Linked DNA regions of Homo sapiens: all the other regions are linked to region 2. Evidence: chromatin contacts called from ENCODE Hi-C or POLR2A ChIA-PET data. All regions are on one chromosome and are shown on one strand. The core of a region is the stretch at or near the end of the contact, and the rest is flanking DNA. Distances in the headings are between cores, read along the strand shown.

What was found. A loop is a pair of places that touch in the nucleus more often than their neighbours do. ChIA-PET counts read pairs that join two places held with the same protein, here RNA polymerase II (POLR2A). Pooled maps may share reads with other maps.
Region 1: a map of heart right ventricle shows a loop between it and region 2 (9-fold over the local background). The contact joins the enhancer-like site here to the promoter of ADGRL2 in region 2. A Hi-C loop is called at or near these places in 17 of 168 maps with a recorded cell type or tissue (GM12878, Right ventricle myocardium inferior, cardiac septum and 4 more), 2 of 37 single-sample maps with no recorded cell type and 21 of 50 pooled maps. POLR2A ChIA-PET finds 5 or more read pairs at or near these places in 1 of 52 experiments (SK-N-SH).
Region 3: a map of ascending aorta shows a loop between it and region 2 (7-fold over the local background). The contact joins the enhancer-like site here to the promoter of ADGRL2 in region 2. A Hi-C loop is called at or near these places in 5 of 168 maps with a recorded cell type or tissue (aorta, ascending aorta, chondrocyte and 2 more) and 7 of 50 pooled maps.

What each region holds. Positions count from the first base shown.
Region 1 is chr1:81,413,341-81,416,040 of GRCh38, reverse strand. It overlaps a transcript of ADGRL2 not described here. Among named protein-coding and RNA genes, the nearest start is that of ADGRL2, 390 kb to the left of the region's middle. RefSeq lists an enhancer at 1,263-1,557. Within about 2 kb of position 1,440, at least 4 of the 41 ENCODE cell types and tissues checked have a DNase peak (open chromatin) inside an H3K27ac peak, as active enhancers do; they include heart right ventricle, where a contact is called at or near this core.
Region 2 is chr1:81,799,642-81,802,381 of GRCh38, reverse strand. It overlaps ADGRL2 (adhesion G protein-coupled receptor L2), which reads right to left and starts at 1,448. Exons shown (of 24, transcript NM_001366006.2): 1 at 1,314-1,448.
Region 3 is chr1:82,224,170-82,226,869 of GRCh38, reverse strand. No RefSeq gene overlaps it. Among named protein-coding and RNA genes, the nearest start is that of ADGRL2, 420 kb to the right of the region's middle. Within about 2 kb of position 1,274, at least 4 of the 41 ENCODE cell types and tissues checked have a DNase peak (open chromatin) inside an H3K27ac peak, as active enhancers do; they include ascending aorta and mammary epithelial cell, where a contact is called at or near this core.

The sequences.
Region 1 (2,700 bases), core at 191-2,690, 390 kb after region 2:
GTTACTAAAGGTCTCTACTAAAAATACAAAAAATTAGCCTGGCATGGTGGCGGGCGCCTGTAGTCCCAGCTACTCGGGAGGCTGAGGCAGGAGAATGGCATGAACCCGGGAGGCCGAGCTTGCAGTGAGCTGAGATCGCACCACTGTACTCCAGCCTGGGCGACAGAGCAAGACTCCGTCTCAAAAAAAAAAAAAAAGGAAAAGGAGATACTGTTCTTCAAATGTTTATTCATGTATTCATCCATTCAGCAGGTGTTTATTGATTTCCTAGTATGTGCAGGAATGCTGCCTCTATTAGTATTTCAGGACTAGCCCAGAAGGAAACATTCTCCTTTTTATCGCAGATGGTCACCCACTGAAGTCAGATGCTCTGATTTGGGTCATACTCGCAGGGAGTATTTGTAAGCCAAAGACATTAGCATTTACAGCTAATTCTTACTTTGTTGAACCGAGCTGTCCAAACTTAAAAGCATGTACTCAACTCTTTACCAACCATCATTATGAACTGCAGTGGTATCTCCCTTTCCTCTTATCGTATCTTTTTTTAGGGACCCCTCTCTTCCCCACTATTATTAAACTGGGTGTGTCTACATCCTGCTTCTTTTGTAATAATCTTTTGAACTTCTTTAATAAATTAATGGACTAGTCTGTAACTACTGAGGCCACTATTGAGTAATTTTAACAAAGACACACACACACTGGTGTTTCTTAATTAAGAATGTGGTGAGTAGATAAGGGTATTTGGCAGTAGTTGACATCAGCAAGTCATTCAAAATTCTTCCGTGATACTACTAATTTGTTTATAATAGCCTTTTAATTGCAACATATAAACAAAGACAAATGTGGGTTGGATTCTATGTAAAAAGTGTCAATCTTGTCTTTTCTGCTTAAAAGAGTTATAATTTCCACTTCTGGTGCAGTTGAAATAAGGAATAAAAGCTATATCCCTTGTGTTTGGTTGACAAGCTTTTAATGTTCAGGTTCCTTTTCTGAAAGGTGGCCTTTCTTTACACAACGTCTGTTGTCAGTTGGTAGCATTGTGTAGTCTAGGAGAAATCACAGAGATGCAGGTGTCTTATGAATAACCAGATGGGAAACGGAAGATGATCAAACTTCTTCCTAGACCCTATGAGTCAAACAGGAATGACAAAAGATTTTCCTTTGCAACTGGGAGGAGAGTGAAATCGAATTATAAAAAGTCTTGTATACAAATGACAATAATGCCTAACATAAGCCTCCTCCTTAAAGACAGGAAATCTGTTTTCTAAAGCTTTTCCCATCACCAAAATACAGCCAGAGTCTGCTATGAGACTCAGCAGCTGTTAAACAGTGCCAGAAACACTGATGAACGTCCAAGACATTTCCTTCAAGCAAAGTAATATCCTCCAAAGAGCACGTTCGGAGATCGTTCACATGGACTCAGAGGGGAGAGCGCCACCTATCGTATCACGGCGGCAGTGTCCAGGGCACCTGGCCATCCTTCCAGCCTCCCTTGCACCACCCACCAGCACATCCTGTTCTGCCCCAGAGAGCTGCTGATAGTAATGTTCTGAGATGGTCTGAAGTTCACCTAAGTGTGCTCATATCACGCTCTATAATGTGAGGAAAACACACGAATTTAAATCAGTTTTTAAAACAACCAGGCCTCTCTTCTCATTTACTAGAATGGAAAAAATTCACTTTTATTACCTCGAAGATGCCAAACAGTGCCATTTTATTACTGTGGGAAGCTGGAAGTCATTTCCGAACCCTTTTGGCAAGGGTGCTATGTAGAGCATCCAGTTCAGTCCTTTAAGTGTCTTCTGAGAACCACCACACAGACTGTGATTTACTGTCTTCAGGAGTTAAAGGGACCCTTTCTACCCTGAAACTGAAGAAAGAAAGGTGAAGTGTGTTTACCAAGCATCCCAATGAGACTTGCAAGAATATGATACAGCACAGAGTGGGGAGCCAGAGGTAAAGAATGCTTTGGTAACCCACGTTTTTCAGCATCTACTTTTGCATTGCTTTAAATGATTATGTTGGCAGCCTTTAGCAGTTGTGATGATTTTTGTATTTGATCAATTGGTCTTTAGGCGACTTTCACAGATATCTACACAGAGTGGCAATAGGACTCCTTTTCCCCTTCCTCTTTGATGTTTGCATCTTAAATAGATTTTTGGTACACTTCCACAGTAAATGCAGTGTCAGAGGGTAAATATATATGTGTATGTGTATGTGTGTATATACAGAGATAGATAACATACCACTGTGAAAAACAATTACATAGTCTATCACATAAAAAATGAGAAGCTGTCTGATAGTGTAAAAGGAAATCTAATAAACTCTTTTTCTTGACAAAAATCAGTGAACTACTGACCTCAAGTAGAAAGACCAATCTTTATTTGCCTTTATATTTTTAAACCCTGATAAGTAGTCATCCAAAACAACTCTCGAACGAGGACATGACATTTTTTTCTTGTAAACAACCTCACATCTTTCATGGAGCAATGTCTCTAGCAATTACATTCTTAATAGAATATTGTATTTATAAGCTATATCATAAGGGCATCCGTAATGGTAGCCTACAGTTTCCATGTCTTTTTTTTTTAAGTGAAATTAATGTTTTCTTACGATACTTTGGTTATTAATGACAAAAACATTTTTTTTCCTGCTCTGCCTGGTGAGTAAATACAACACAATACTTGGAGTGGATGAATT
Region 2 (2,740 bases), core at 199-2,698:
TCTCCCCCTGGGCCAGCCGAACAGCAACAGCCGAGCCCCATTAACCCGCGGCTCCCTGCGCCTCCAGCATCCACCCCCGGACTGGAGGCGCAAAGCAAACAGGTCTCCGAAGCTGGGCACAGAGGCACATTGTTCGCTCCTGCGGCTCTTACCTCCGTCTGCGAGCGCGCCCCGAGGGAGGGCCGTCTGGCGTGGGGGCCGCGCGGGGACAGGCGCGGAGGGCAGCGGCTACCCCGGCCGGAGAGGGCCGAGGCCGGCCGCGAGCGGGTCCTCGGCCGCCGAGTCCGCGCGGGAGGCAGCGCCGCAGCTCCCCGGCCGGACACGGCGCCGCAGCTCGGCGCGTCCTCCTGCTCGGCCGCCGCCGCCTCCAGCCGAGCAGCCAGCGCCGGGCGGCTCCTGGGGTTAAGTCAACATTTTCCCGCAGTTTCCCACACGCCGCTCTTCGAGAGAGGTCTTTCACACACACGCACACACCCCCAGACCGCACGCTCCCTTAGGAAAAAAAAATCGGGAATCAGAGCGAAAGGGGTGGTGGAAGCAAAAGCCTGACAGAGGTGCGCAGACTTGGGAGTCCCTTCGAAGCGACGGGCGGGAGGGCGCCGGGGGCGCGAGGCCAACTCAGTTTGTCAGGCGAAGCCCCTCAGCCCCCCGAGCGCCCGGCCGGAATAGCATCCCTCGCGCCGACCCTGCGGCCTGGGGCGGGAGGCGGCGGCGACCCCTCCTCACATTTCGGATCTCCCGGCCGGGGCTGAGCGGTGGCCGCTGCCCCAAGGAAGGCTGGCGGCGCAGACTCGGGCTCGGGGAAGCAAGGAGTAGCCGGGAAGAGCCACGCCACACACAGCAGCGGAGGGGAGATGCCCCCCAACAATCCCAAGGAATTCTCTGGTAAGCTCCCGATTTCGCCCCAGCACCTCTGCGTGTGTGTGAGCGGAGAGAGAGTGAGAGGGAGCGAGAGGGAGAGAGAGAGAGACGGGGGAATGCGAAGTCCTGACACAGACTCTCCGCGAGGTCTGAACTGGAGTCACCTCCAGCCTCCTCCTCCTCCTTCCCCCAAATCCGCCCTCCCCGCCAGTTGGGCTAATCATATAAACATACTAGCGTGTACAGCGTCAAAGGACAAATCTCTCCCTCCTGAGTTTTCCAGCAAGGGGCTCGGGCAAACTCAAAAGAAGATTACAGGCAGCTAAGTACAAAACGTGGAGCAGATAATCTATAACTCATTGTCGCCCAATGGCCGTTTTCCACTCCATTTGAGCAGCTGCTGCGGCTGTGCGCCCAAGCGGCGGGGAGGAGGAGCGAAAGGGGATACTTACGGGCTCGAGCCCTTCGGACGGCGGTGGCGGTGGCCAAGCAGCCGCCCGAGGACCAGGCCGGCCCCGGCTCCGCCGGCGGGGCGGCCGCAGGGCTGTCCGGGCGGCGGTGGCGGCGAGGGACGCGCGCGCACGGCCGTGGAACGCGCCCCGGAGGCGGCCTGCGCCAGCTCGCGCCCCTCCCCTTCTCTCCCCTCCCAGTCGGTTCGCGCTCCCCCTACCCCCAGGTCCCCGAGCTCTGCCTCCAGCTCCCCCCATTAACACACCCATTCAACCGCTAACCCCTAGCCCACCCCCAAACTCCACTCACTGCGCGCTGGGTCCTCCGCGCGCTCCGCCGGCGCGCGCTCTCCATCCTGTCCACACACATGCACTTTAAAAACATTTATTTTATTTCTGGAGTGGGTGAAGAGTATTTGGGAGAGCGCCGCGAAGCGCGGCGCTCCGAGGCTGAGCGCAGGGGGATGACCAGCGGCTCGGGGCCCCCTCCCCTCTAGGCCCAGGAGCTTGCTCCCGGCCTGGACTTCGGAGAGGCGCCCGGGATGCGTCTTTCACCCACCCCGTCTCCAGGTTTTCTCTTTTCTCCACGCACCGAGCCAGAGGCCCCGAAACTTTTAGTTTCCGTAGCCCTCCTTTTGTGTAACTGCATGGAGGAGAAAGAACGTCTGTTCGCCGCGGCTGCCTCCGTCCGGCTGCGGCGCGCGGGGGACGCTCCAGGGTTAATGCGTCTTTGATACCTGAGATTTCCGGCGCGCTCGTTAATGAAAGTTACATTTTTTTAAATTGCGATGATTTTTTTCTTTGTAGTTACGTAGAGCCAGCTAAACTTTGACTTTATTGACTATATTTCACAAGAGCGTTTTGTTTGTTTTTGATTAAACTCACCAGGATAAGCAAAGGAAGGAAAGGAGACTACAAGGCTCTTTACTCTCAAGTATAGTCACAGAGCTGTTAGGTCTGTTTCCCTCATTTCCTTACATTGAAACTGCCTTTGCTCTTGTCCTCTGAACACACTTCCTTGCCCCTCTCGGTTGGCAATGTCAGCAAACAGCCAGGCAGAGCCTACGATGGACCTAAGCTGAAAGGAACAGAGCAGGACAGGGCGAATCACGCTGGAAAAACGTTTAAAAGCCAGTTAAGTGTCCTGTGCATGCCACAAAATTCAAACATGGATTTTTTTTTTATTGCAAAATTTCTGAGCTGGAAGCAGCTATGTTTTCAGATGTATTTGTAAACCACTGATTCTACTAATGAATGCAGCCATCAATTAAATAAGCATATTTACCTTTTTTTCAAGAAAAAAATGATTCTCCAATATTTAAAACCTAGAAAGTAGGATAAAACTTAAGCTGCTTTGCTTTCAGAAACAATAGGTACTTTTTGGTGCTGCAGGAATGTTGCAAGCATCATACTTCAGGAATCATTCCAAA
Region 3 (2,700 bases), core at 25-2,524, 420 kb before region 2:
ACTTCTCTTCTAAATAAGTAGTTAGACCTGAACAAAGATATTGGTGGTGCTTGCTACCCTAAAATTTTTAAAACTACTACGGTGATTAAGGTCTGTCATTATCAGAAAGGAGCCAGAGTCTCACAGCTTCGGTTAAAGGTCTATTTTGAGAGTTCACTGGAGGGGGACGTCAACTTTCTACTGCTTGATCTTATCTTCAAATCATGACACCACGATAGCAAGAATGTGGGCATTTTATTTTTTTATATATATTTTTTATTATACTCTAAGTTCTAGGGTACATATGCACAACATGCAGGTTTGTTACATATGTATACATGTGCCGTGTGGGCATTTTAAATTGGCATATTACATTAGAAAATAACTTTACACATTCACTCTTTATTGAAATAATCATTATCAGCAAACTGTTATATGGTGAACACCGCTATTTGAATTATGTTTTACTAAACAAAAGCCTTCCAGTCCTTTGAAACAACATGTTGGCCTGGGAGCAGTTTCTGCCTCACTATTTGGAGTGTGGACATGTTTGTGCTTGTCTCTTCTATTGCTTTGGGGATTTTCCCAATGTAAATCCTCTTGGGACTCAACTCTCCAGCTCTGTACAGATGTACTGCAACTGACTCTTTGTTTAAGATCCTGTATCCAGGTTTTTTTTTTTTTTAAACAGGAGTAGAAAGATTAGACACACTTCTAGGGGACCTATTGTGCATTGTGAGCACTGCATGCTTAATTGCAAAAAGGAAAAACAAAAAAACCAACAACCCAACTGCTTAATTTATGGATATCAGCAACAGGGCCAGTAATTTCGACATGGAAAGGGGAACTCTCATTATTCATAAAGTTGGCAAGAGTTTCTTCTGAATTTCAGACTGAACAAGAATCTCTTTGTTTTTCTCCAATTACTTTTTCAAACAAGCAAATTGAGTGCTCGTGGAAGGTGCTTGTTTTCCTAAATGAAGTCCTCTATTTCACCAATGAACAGGTGCAGCAGAGGCAGTGTCATTTAAGGTGTTAAAAACTTCCCCAAATTCCACTAGTATGCCTTAAGCTTAATCCAGATGCTCTATTTCTAGAGATCAATAAAGTTGAGCCTCTGTGGCCCTATCACTCTTGGTCTATTTTAGAACATTACCAGTAAAACCACCAATTTCAGTGGTGATTTTTCAGAATCAGCTGGGCCTGGAAATACACACATTACTTCTCCAACGTATTGCCTCATATAATTTTGACTCATTTCCTTCTTTACTTGGCCCAGAGCCATTAATATAGTAGAGACTGCTCAATGCCCTCCAACTAAAACAGAAAGTGTGCATTGTGGATGGTGTGGCAAAGCCAGTGCCAACAGCTCTCATCTTGGCCTTGCCTTAATTTTCTCCCAGTTCTCTTTCTGACCTCTCCTTTGACAGAATACACCCTTTGCCCACATAACAATAAATATTTTGTGGGATGGCCCAGGGATAGCAAAGAACCAAAATGAGCTCTATCTTGTGCCACACAGTCTTTCTAGAACACTATGAGAATTCAGTGGCAGTTTTTCACAAAGCTGTCTTCAGAGTCCCAAGACTTGGGGACCTTTTTCAGATAAGACTGCAGTGGAATAAGAAGTAAATTGCTATCTCAGAAATTAAATTCTCTTGGGTGGGATCCAAAAGGATTTGCTTTAATTATGAAAGTATTTTCAGAGGCAAATAGTCTTAAAGTGAAGTTTCAATGGACTGCAAACAGATTATCTTTAGCATGAAACATCTTAAGAAGATGAAGTCATGAGAAGTACCTGTTCAGCAAAAAGTAAAAGGAGTCCAAAGAAAATATATACACATGAGACTGGGCATGGTGGCTCTTGCCTGTAATCCCAGCACTTTTGGAGGCTGAGGCAGGTAGATCGCTTGAGGTCAGGAGTTCCAGACCAGCCTGGCCAAAATGGTGAAACCTGCCTCTACTAAAAATACAAAAATTAGCTGGTCTTTGTGGCACGTACCTGTAATCCCAACTACGGGAGAGGCTGAGGCAGGAGAATTGCTTGGACCCTGGAGGTGGAGGTTGTTGCAGTGAGCCGAGAGTTCGCCACTGCCCTCCAACCTGAGTGACAGAGTGAGTGGGACGCCATCTCAAAAAAAGAAAAAAAGAAAACATATGCACATGAAAAAATCATTTAAAAAATAAAAGTGTCAGTGCACAGTGATCCACTAAACAGAAGCATTCCATCCTAAATTATTCCATCAGAGCTTCTAAAATTTCCAAATGTAATAGATTTTTGGTTACCAGTAATTAAGTCTGGGTTCATGCCCACAAACTGAGAATAACATGCTCCCATATCCCATTACTACTTCCTTTAACAAAGCTTCCCCTGAATATTTTTCACTTTGTAACCCTTTTGGTTACTGAAATTACATTCACCAGAGTAGATTCATAGAAGGCATTTCATTCTTATTTCTGTCCTATCATTTGGGATGTGTCTGTTTTAACAGGATGTCCTGATTGTTACTGCCTCTTGTTTAGCAAAAAGCCAGTTTTGAATAGTCGTGTTTAGATTTGTGATGAGAGGATAACATACTTCTGTAAAATAAAGATGTATATAAACTGACAATCTGACTGTATATCCAGAAACCCTCTTGAGGAGTTTCCATTCACTCAGTTAGATAAGCCAGAACCTAAAGTGAAGACATAAGACAATGGTACTGACTTCAATGGAGATAT